Regions from separate parts of the Homo sapiens genome. Here region 2 is linked to region 1. The links are chromatin loops, found by intact Hi-C in ENCODE. Cell type or tissue: endothelial cell of umbilical vein. All regions are shown on one strand. Links, peaks and the distances in the headings refer to the core of each region. The heading gives the core; the rest is flanking DNA.

Evidence for each region. A loop is a pair of places that touch in the nucleus more often than their neighbours do. Peaks named below come from ENCODE experiments on the same cell type or tissue, not always from the same donor. Only the 100,000 strongest peaks of a DNase experiment are listed, where the experiment ranks them.
Region 2: it touches region 1 in a loop (2.2-fold over the local background); 3 of 110 quality-filtered maps call a loop at or near these places.

The regions. Positions count from the first base shown.
Region 1 is chr5:64,382,378-64,387,767 of GRCh38, forward strand. No RefSeq gene overlaps it. Among named protein-coding and RNA genes, the nearest start is that of RGS7BP, 120 kb to the right of the region's middle. In endothelial cell of umbilical vein, for the core only: CTCF peaks have their summits at 2,531 (motif pointing right) and 2,732; a DNase peak (open chromatin) is centred at 2,584.
Region 2 is chr5:64,226,238-64,231,627 of GRCh38, forward strand. The region is part of intron 5 of RNF180 (ring finger protein 180); the gene reads left to right. Among named protein-coding and RNA genes, the nearest start is that of RNF180, 63 kb to the left of the region's middle. In endothelial cell of umbilical vein, for the core only: a CTCF peak has its summit at 3,121 (motif pointing right); a DNase peak (open chromatin) is centred at 3,124.

The sequences.
Region 1 (5,390 bases), core at 88-5,087:
AAATAGTGTTCAGAAATCTACCTGATATCTGATTATTCAAATAAAAGCTAACACTGCTGCTGGAAACAAAGTTTTCTACTGATCTGCTTTCTATTGTCATGGATTTCAGAGATAATTGGTATATATGTATGTGAGCACATCCATTTCTACTTATGGCTAATAGAAGGCTAAAAGCAGAGGAGAAAGTAAATGAAACTAGCACCACCACAATTCTTTCTACCACATAAACCTGCACTTATGGTTCTGTTAATTATTACTTCCAATCTAGACCCTAATTGGGTGTGTCCTTTTCTTTCTATGACAGGAAAAGGCACACATGGCCTCCATAGAAATGTACCTTTGCCCTAATTATGATATGTAGATCTTTGAGAAAAGACAGGAAGACTTAAAGGATGATGTGTTTTACTTCCAAAAATTATAAACTTAAAACTGTCAGAGATGAGATATAATTAGGAAAGACCATTATTTTATCAAGCAATTAACCAATTATAAATTCATTATAAATTTGGTACCATCTGGTTTTAAATTATTGTGAAGAGAATTTTTATCATAGTTTATTGATAAATGCTACAATATACCCTCTCATTTTTTTCTACTAAGACTAAAGACTGCTGTAATTGAAATAACAGGTAAGCAAAGTACATAAGTTCACATTGTCTGTTTCATTAAGATGAAAAACTCAGGACTTCTAAAAAGAAAGTATTTAATATCCCTTTGTATACCTTACAACTTCATCATCATCTTTACTGGAACAAAGAGTAGTAATGATCAGTGTTATATACACATTTATCTTATTTTCCCCTATTCTGAATCAAGTATGAGTGACAATAGAGAGTGAAATTAAGTGGCTTTAAACCAATGGAAGGAAAAGGACATGTATTTCATTCAGACAGAAAAAAAAGATGAAAAGCAAAAATGGATAATGTATAAATAAGTACTTTGAAAAGGTTAGCATGGAAGTCATTTAATCTGGAAACAGTATGCAGCATATATATGTCAATCACAAACATGTTCATTAGTGTACATAAATTGTTCCCTGTATAACACACTACTTGTTTTAATCTTAAAGAAATACCAAAAATCAAATTACTCAAAGCCTCAGGCTTCCAATGTGTCTCCAAATAACTAATATAGTATCCACAAATATATATACAAACACTACAATGGGTTCTGATTAAAGAGAAACAACACAGAGACCAAGAAAAAAATATACATCTGATTTTCACTATAATTGGTACATTGGTAGAATAGAAAAACTGGACGGATGTGGGATTTTGCATAAAAGCAGAGAAGTATGAGAAAAGGAATAATCAGAAAATACAAAAAAGACTGGGGCAGGGGGTGGGGAGTGAATGAGAAGCACATATGACTGACCATGAGCAGATCTGCTAGCAGTGATGACATGGCAATCAGGGCAATCAGTAATGATGACAGAGATGGCAAGGAGAAGACTTGGCCAATGGAAAGATGCCAACAATGAAAAGAAATAAAATGGTTTTGCAATAGGAGAGAAGAAAGAAACAAAGCCATATGTACTTTTCTATTTTCCCTCTACCAGTTTATGTAAAAGACCGAAAGCAACCAGATTCTAGAAGGAAGGGAGGCAAGGAGGAAAGGAAAAATGGAGGGAGGGAAGGAGACAGGAAGAGAGGGAGGGAGGGAGAGAGGGAGGGAGAGAAAGAAGGAGAAAGAGAGGGAGGAATGAAAGCAAGCAAGAGAGAAAGAGACTTGGATGGCCTAATGCTTTAGGTTGACCAAAGATGGTCACACAATCACAATCTGCAATCTAAGGGAGGAGGTTCCAATTCTGGGTTAGAGATAAGCACACCCCACCCTGTATATCCTAATGAATACATCAATAAAACCTGAACAGAACAGATGGAACAGATATATGGGAGATTTTGAGTAGTAAACTGCTGCAGTTGGATTCTGGAAAAAGAACAGAATTTGTAATGTCGCTGAACTGACAGTGAGTTTACTAATTTTTTTTCCTCCAGTAACTCTCAGCCTAACTTTAACATACCAGAAGTGGGCAGAAACATGTAGGCAGAGAGAGCTCCAAGAGAAGCCCACTAGCTCTGGCTGCAAGCAGAGAAAAAGAACTACAAAAGCTCAGAAAGACTGCTTCTTTCCACCACATCAAGCCCCCAAGCAATACAATGGTGGTGTCAACAGGCAGAGGCAACAGGAGACTGCAAGAGCCAAAACTCTAAAAGAGAGGAGCTGTCGTTCAAAGAGTGTATGAAAACTCCTCATTGCCTTTTTCTCCCTTAGTTCCCCTTCCCCACTACCACTTGATCCTTGATGTGGGGTACTTGAAGAAGTATATGGCAATGTGTGGTAACTAAAGTGTTGGCTTTCTGGCTGAACAACTAAAAAGAGGAGTCTTGAGGAACCAGAAAGTTTGAGGGAGATGGTGGAGAGGTGAAAGCTCAGGAAAGCAAACCCACAAAGTCATTTATGAACTCCTAAGCTCACCCAAGAGCTGCATAAGTGTGGACCTTATCCTATTCAGCATAATGGTGACTGAAAACTGAACAGACAGACCATAGCCAAGGTCCAAGACTGACCACTGGGTGGCACACATCCAGGAAAGATAAATCATACTATAAAGACTTTGAAAATGGAACTGACATTGAAACCACAGCCTACAGAGGAGGGTTGGAACCAGTGGCCTGAATCTAAGCAGGTTGACTGCCTGCTTAAAACAAAACTATTTAACAGTCTCCATAGAAATGAAATAAGATCAGATTCAAAATGTCTAGCATAGCCTAGTAATTTGGGGTAATAAATTACTAGGTAACTAGAATTACCTCGTTCTTTGCTGGGTAACCTGAAATTACCTGGCAAATAACTAGGAAAATGCCAAAGCACCAGGTAAAAGATAATCAAAGAATGCCAGTGTTAAAATAACACAGATGTTGAACTTTTCAAATATTTTAAAGCAGCCATTATAAAAATGCTCCAGCAAGCAATCAAAAGAATTCTTGAAACCAATGAGAAAATAGTAAATATTTGCACTGAAATTGATAATATGAAAAAAAATCAAAAGAAAAGTTTGACCTGAAAATAAAATAATCAAAATTTAAAATTCATTGGATAGCAAGGAAGGGAGGCAAGGAGGGAAGGAGGGTGGGAGAGAGGGAGACATTCAATAGCAGAATGTCAATAACAGAAAAAAAAATCAGTGAACTAGCAAATATGTTTGTTCTGAATCAGTCTGAACAAAGAGGAAAAAATGATTTTTTTTAAATAACTGAACAGAGCCTCATGGACCTATAAGACTATAACAAAAAGTCTAATTTTGTGTTATAACAGTCTCAGAAATACAGAAGAAACAGGGTGATGCTAAAAAAAAAAAAACTTAAGGAAATAATGACAGAAAACTTTGCAAATTTGATGACAGACAAACATATAGATTTAAAAGCACAGCAAACCCAAAAAGGAGAAATCCAAAGAAATTAGTCCTAGGCACATCAAAATCAAACTGCTGAAAATAAAAGACAACCAGAGAAAAACAATGCTGTATACATAAAGGAAAAATAATTTTAAAGACTAAAAATTTTCATCAGAAATCCTGGAGTTTAAAAAGGAGCGGAACAAGAGATTTAAAGAGCTGAAAGAAAAGAACTGTCCACCAAGAACTCCATGTCCAGCAAAAATATTCTTCAGGAATGGAGGCATTCTCAGATAAGGAAAAACTAAGATAATTAATTGTCAGCAGTCATGCTTTCAAAGAAATTCTGAAGCAACTTCTTCAGACAAAAGGGAAATGAGACCAGAAAATAAATTTGGAAAATCATAAATGAAGAAAAAGCAATAGAAATGGAAAATATCTGGGTAAATAGGAAACTATATTTCTTTTAAGTTGTCTAAAATATGTTTAAACAGTTGAAAGAAAAATTATAATACCTTGTGATGAGATTTACGATGTAACTACATGTAATGTATAAGAACACTACAACATAAAGAGGAGAGAATACATAGTACTACATATTGGGAAAGTTTCTGTATTCCACTTTAAGTAACAAGAATATTGATTCTAAATAGTCTGTGAAAAGTTAAATACACATATAGGAAGCCCTGGAGCAACTACTTAAAAAAATATAAAAACACTATACATTAAAGCTGGACACTAAAAATATTGAAATAACCCCAAAGAAGGCAGGAAAAGTAAAACAAAGGAATGGAAAACAAAGAGAATAAACAAAAAAATACTAAAATTTTAGAAATACTCCAAACATTGAAATAATTAGAGGCAAATTCAACCTACAAAAGGCAAGACAGAAATTGTGGAATGGATCTTTTTTAAACACATGAACCAACTATACACAGTCTATAAGTAACTAACTTCAAATATATAATGACATGGTTCAGTTAAAAGTTAAAGGATAAAAAATATATACCATAGAAACACTAGTCAAAAGAAAGCTAGACTGGATATACTTATACCAGCCAAAGTATACTACAGAGCAAAGTGAATTACCAGTGATAGAGATATTATATCAGAGAACAATAAACTTTTTCTATAAAAGCCCAGATAAATATTTTAGTCTCGGCAAGCCGTATAGTCTCTATTGCAAAAGTATAATTCTGACACTGTGGTACAAAACAAACCATAAAAAATACATAAATGAATAGGCTTGAATGTAGTCTAATAAAATTTTATTTACAATAACAGATGGCAGGCTGGATTTTGGCCTGCCATAGTTTGAGTCAGAGTTTACGGAGCCCAATACTTTATATAAAAGTAAAATGGTCCACTGGTCAACAAGATATAACGTTGCATATGTATCAACAGAGCTACAAATACATGAAGCAAAACCTGACAGAACTAAAAGAAGAAACAAAACCACAATTACAGTTGGAGAGTTGAATATTCTTCACTCAGACAGACAGAAGTAGTTAACAGAAAATTTTTTAGGATAGAGAAGAACTGAACCCAATTGATTTAATTGACATTTACAGAATATTTCTCCTACAACAGTGGGATATATAATATATTCTGTTCAAGTATACATGGAACGTTAATCAAGGCAGACCATATCCAGGGTCATAAAATTCTTTCAATATCAAAGAACTGAAATCCTACAACATATATTTTCTAACTATAATAAAATTAAACTAGAAATCAGTAGTAAAGGTAACAAGAAAATCTTAGAAATTAAATTACATACTTCTAAATAATCCATAGTTCAAAGGAAGTCTCAAGGAAAATTTAAAAATATTCTAAACAAAAATAAGAATATAGCATATCAAAATCTGTGTGATACAGCTAAAGTAGTCCTTAGAGTGAAACTTACAGCATGAAATGCTCATATTAAAATAGAACAATGATCTCAAATCTACAAGTTAAGCTTCCACCACAAGAAACAAGAAAAAGAGAAAAA
Region 2 (5,390 bases), core at 126-5,125, 160 kb before region 1:
GGGGAAAAGAAAGATCAGATTGTTACTGTGTCTGTGTAGAAAGAAGTAGACATAGGAGACTCCATTTTGTTCTGTACTAAGAAAAATTCTTCTGCCTTGGGATGCTGTTGATCTATAACCTTACCCCCAACCCCATGCTCTCTGAAACATGTGCTGTGTCAACTCAGGGTTAAATGGATTAAGGGCGGTGCAAGATGTGCTTTGTTAAACAGATGCTTGAAGGCAGCATGCTCGTTAAGAGTCATCACCACTCCCTAATCTCAAGTACCCAGGGACACAAACACTGCTGAAGGCCGCAGGGACCTCTGCCTAGGAAAACCAGAGACCTTTGTTCACGTGTTTATCTGCTGACCTTCTCTCCATTATTATCCTATGACCCTGCCACATCCCCCTCTCTGAGAAACACCCAAGAATGATCAATAAATACTAAAAAAAAAAAAAGAAAAAATTTTTGTTGTTTTAAGCCACATTTGTGATATTTTGCTACAGCAGCCACAGCACAGATATAGCTGGTAACAGAGTTCTTTAGCCTCCAAAATACAAGCCTGGGGTAAATAACTATTGAATTTGGCCACATGGAAATCAGGAAGAATGTAATAAGCATCATCGATGGATGGGATGACCTGGGAGATCGTGGCAAGTTTAAAGCTAATTGGAAGTTGGCAACCAAAAAGTCCTGTCTTGCAAATTGCCAGGAAATTGCCAAGAAAACCTTTAGAAAACATGATTAAAGATGGAGAAACCCGGCTGACTCCCTGGTTTCTGAAGAGGTGCTTAGGCATTTAAATGAGACTGACGAGACTTCACACTGTACCCTTCAGAAGGGCAGACACTCACGAGATCGTCAACCACGGCTCCCTCGCTGGGAGGCAGACACAGAGCTGGAGGCAGCGGCCACAAACTAGGTGGGCAGAGAGGCGTCAGCATCGGGACTTGCAGGAGGCCCTGGGAAGGAACAGGCAGCGGTGGGGCCTGGACAGCCTTGGGGAAAGGAAGTTACTTGGAGGAGACCAGGGGCTTGCATTTGGGCCAAAACCAAGGACGAGATCAGCTGGTCCCAGGGAACTCTGGAGCCCAGCACCCCACCATGGGTGCAGGGGCCTGACAACCCAACAGAAGGCTGTGGGTACCGGGCACCAGCCTGTGGGGGGTCTGAAGGCTGCTGCCCAGCCACACATGTCCTGGTCCCGAACAAAGGGTTCAAGAGGCACCTGGAGCCCCGCCCTCCTCAGAGCAGCCTCTTAGCCTCAGCTGGTTGTTGGCCTTTGGTCACCCCACATGCCCTGACAGTGGGGCCTGGCCTCAGAAAGGGGCCCCTCCATTTGTACTTTCTATCTGATCCTTGACACAGTGCTAACACCAAAGACCAAACCCGAATCTTGGTTCACATACTCTGCAAAGAAATGACTAAGACTAGTTCTTCTGGAGGTCAGTTTTAGAACATGTTTATTCTAACTTAATTCTGCCTTATCTCTGTGCACCAAGAAAACTATCTGCACATGTGTAGTAAAATGTGAAGGTACCTTCATTTTGTTTGTACACTAAACTTTTAAGAAATATCTCACTTTTAAAATAAATAAATAAATAAAAAATAAATCTGCACATTTGGTTTTATTTACCATGTCAACCAAGATGTACACTGCCAACCTGTTTTTCTCTCTCATTGCTCCATGTCTGCCCTTACCCATTTTTAAAACCATAGTCACTTGCTGGTAGTGCTTCCTTGTCCTGCCTTGTCCCATGTGGAGATGCAAATCTCACCTACTCCTCTCACGTGTGGAGACCTTACAATATCAGCCTCCATGTGCCCCCAAACTTGGGAGGTACCTGGAATCCTCTCCTTGGCTCAGCATACCAACTGTAATTATCACCTGGGATTCCTTTTTACAAAGTAATATTTTAAAGTTAATATTTAATCTTAGAAGCAATATAATAGTGTCAGAGGGCTGAAAACTGAAAATATATGTAAGCATCAATCATTAGGAGGCCAAATTTGGTCAGGCACGGTGGCTCTTGCCTGAAATCCTAGCCTTTGGGAGGCTGACGCAAGAGGACTGCTTGAGCCCAGGAGTTCAAGGCCAGCTGGAGCAACATAGTGAGACCCCCATCTCTACAAAAAATGTATACTTAGCTGGGCATGGTTATGCAAGCCTATAGTCCCAGCTACTGGAGAGGATGAGGTGGGAGGATCGCTTGAGTCCGGGAGGTTGAGACTGCAGTAAGCCATGATGGTACCATTGCACCCCATCCTGGATGACAGAACAATACCCTGTCTCAAAAATAAAATAAAATGCCAAATTTGAGAGCGTTGTTATCTATGAAGGGGAAGGAGAATGTAATCTGGAATGCTATTAATTATGTTTTATTTCTTAAGCTGGGCAGTATTATCACAGATGTTATTTTCTGTTCTATTTTATGTCTCCAGTATTTTGTAAAACGTTAAAAAAATCATTATAAGTCATTACCCTAATATTATACCCTTTTTATTCATTTCTTGGTGCAGAAGCTTAGATCACTCACCTTTGTTCTCCTTGTAAAGCCAGAGGGAAAATCTCCAACAGACCATATAGCCAAGTATTATTTTACCTAAGAGGCCCAATTTCAAAATAATGCTTTTAAGATAATCTATCAGAATAAAAATTGAATGATAATCCATGACCAAAACTTTCTATTACTGCTTTTTTTTTTTTTTTTTTTTTTTTGAGACAAGGTCTCACTCTGTCACCCAGGTTGGAGTGCAGTGGCGTGATCTCGGCTCACTGCAACTTCTGCCTCCTTAGCTCAAGTGATCCTCTCACCTCAGCCCCCCAAGTAGGTGCAACTACAGGCACACATCACCAAGCCCAGCTAAGTTATTGTGTATTTTTTGTAGAGATGCGGTCTCACTATATTGCCCAGGCTGGTCTTGAATTCCTGGACTCAAGTGACTCAGCCACCTCAGCCTCCCAAAGTGCTGGGATTACAGGCTTGAGGCACTGCACCTGGCCTAAAACTTTCTACTAAAAAATAATTACATATCTGTGCTGTCCTGAAATATGCTATTTAGCTCTTAAATTCTGTACTTTTGTGACCCTCTCTGAAGTGCTGGTTTATTAACGGTGAAATGGATCATCTTGTTTTTCAACACTAGAGGGCACCAAATTCTCTTCTAGAGCAAAACAATCAATGTTTTCCACCAAAGAACTTCATTTACTAGGGTAGAATATGGATTGGTATATTTTCAGTCGTTTGATAACCAAAAACGTAAGAGATTTTGTGCTTTATGATAAAGGGTTTAGAGAATCATAGTAAGGCTTTCTCTTGCTATGAATCTGTCTCTAGCTAAGAATCTGTCAATGCTTTTGCTAAACTGCTTTTCAGGAACATTTATTGTATGTTTGTCCAGAGGGAATAAAACAGCTACTCTGGGTTAATGCTTGGGATAACTTATTTTTAAGGGTTAGGGTTAGACACATCGTTTATTCTGGTTTTAAGTTTCAGGTAGCATGTGCAGTTTTCTGAAAATAGGCATTTCCCCTAAATTCAGGATAAAATCAATAGCCGGTATTGTGCTTCAGTGTGAATTGGGGTGCTGGTAGAGAGGAGTGAAATGATGTTAGCTAGTAGGTTACAGTGAGCCATTCATATACATTGATGTTTAGCAGAGTTTCTTAACTTGGGTTTGATAAATCATCCTTTTATTCTTCAATAAAAGTGATTGGAACAAGGTCACACCAGTCAATGACTTCTTGTCACTAATTATACCTTTTTTTGTCCAATTAAAACATTTAAAGATATTTTTGCATTGTACATTAAATTATTTCTGGTTGCTGAATTTTTCTCCTTTTATCTCTAGCCACAACAATGGGTAGTCTATTTAGGTTGTCTAATCTGTAGGAAATACAAATGAGGCAACTTCTATAAAGCAGCAGCATAATCCAGTGAGATAAATGCCAAGCATGTATTTTAAGGAAATGAAGGTACTAGCACTCTCTGTGTACTTTGATACTATGTTCATTTGCTATTGCCACTGTCACAAATTACCACAAATTAAGTTGTTTAAAACACACACATTTATTACAGTTCTGTAGGTAAGAAGTTGGAAATGGTTGTCATTGGACTAAAATCAAGGTGTTAGCAGGATTGCATTTCTTTCTGCAGGCTCCAGGGGAGAGTCTGTTTTCTTGCCTTTTCTGGCATCTAGAGTCTGAACCTTGGCTCATACAAAACTTCCATATTCAAAGCCAGCAGTAGCTGGTTGCATCTTTCTCACAATGTCATCTCTTTGTTTCTGACTCTTGTGTCTTCTTTTTCCTCATTTAAGGACCCTGTGATTACACTTGGACCCACCCACTTCAATCATGATAATCTCCTTATTTTAATGTCAACTAGTTAGCAGCCTTAATTCCATTTGCAATCTTAATTCCCCACTGCCATTTACAGGTTCCAGAGATTAGGATGTGGGCCTCTTTGAAGTGGGGAGGGAAATATTATTCTGCTTACCACAGATAGTTTTGGTGGAATTCTTGAGTCAGGCCAACCTTGAAAGAGAAGAGGTAGCTACTATTTACAGGTCTTGACAGCTTCTAGAAAAATTAGTGTTTTCTCTAACTTTCTTTGGAATTTCCACATTATTCACTTCTCTAGTTTTTCTTGGGGTTCTGAAAGTGAGTATGGGTTCTAGGAGGTATAATTCATTAATTATGTATCCACCATTAGTATCATAATTTGACATAAATGATCAGATTGGTCCATTGGGTCTTGCCTAAGTAGCATAAAGGGCAATTAAGTTTAGATGGCAGAGCTGGATCAAGAAAGGTAAAAGGCACAAGGCATTGTTTGAAAAGGTTCAGTGGGCTCTGAAAAGAGAAAGCTGCATGAAAGCAAGGGCTGCTTAGGTAAAAGGTATGGCACTAAAGATAATATTGACCTACCTCACAGTGTTGCCTGGAGCCAATCTGAGTAAAGAAACATTAGACAATAAATCACATCTTCTTGGTACATAAATAACACATATGTAGCACAAAGCTATGCCAAGATCTTCAGACTGCTAGGGTCCATTTCAGTCCATAGAAATAATGGCATTCACAGACTAGAGGTTTATTAATGACAAAGACAATAGATTTCATTTGGGATGCCTGTGTGTGTGAGGTTTTTACACTTACTAATGAGCAAAGTGCCCTGAAAATCCAGTTTTCCTCATGTTATTTTGAATAAACTAAGTATATGTGCCACACACTCTTTATTTATCCTCAAATGGTGCAAATTTAATGAAAACTGGATGCCACAAACTTGCTGAGTTTGATAAGGAAGAGTTGTGCTCTCTTTCGGTTAATTCGTTAGTTATATAGGTCCCAAATCATTATGCGAAATATTGAAGCCAGAAGTTTGAGTTAGCCTTTAAACTTTAA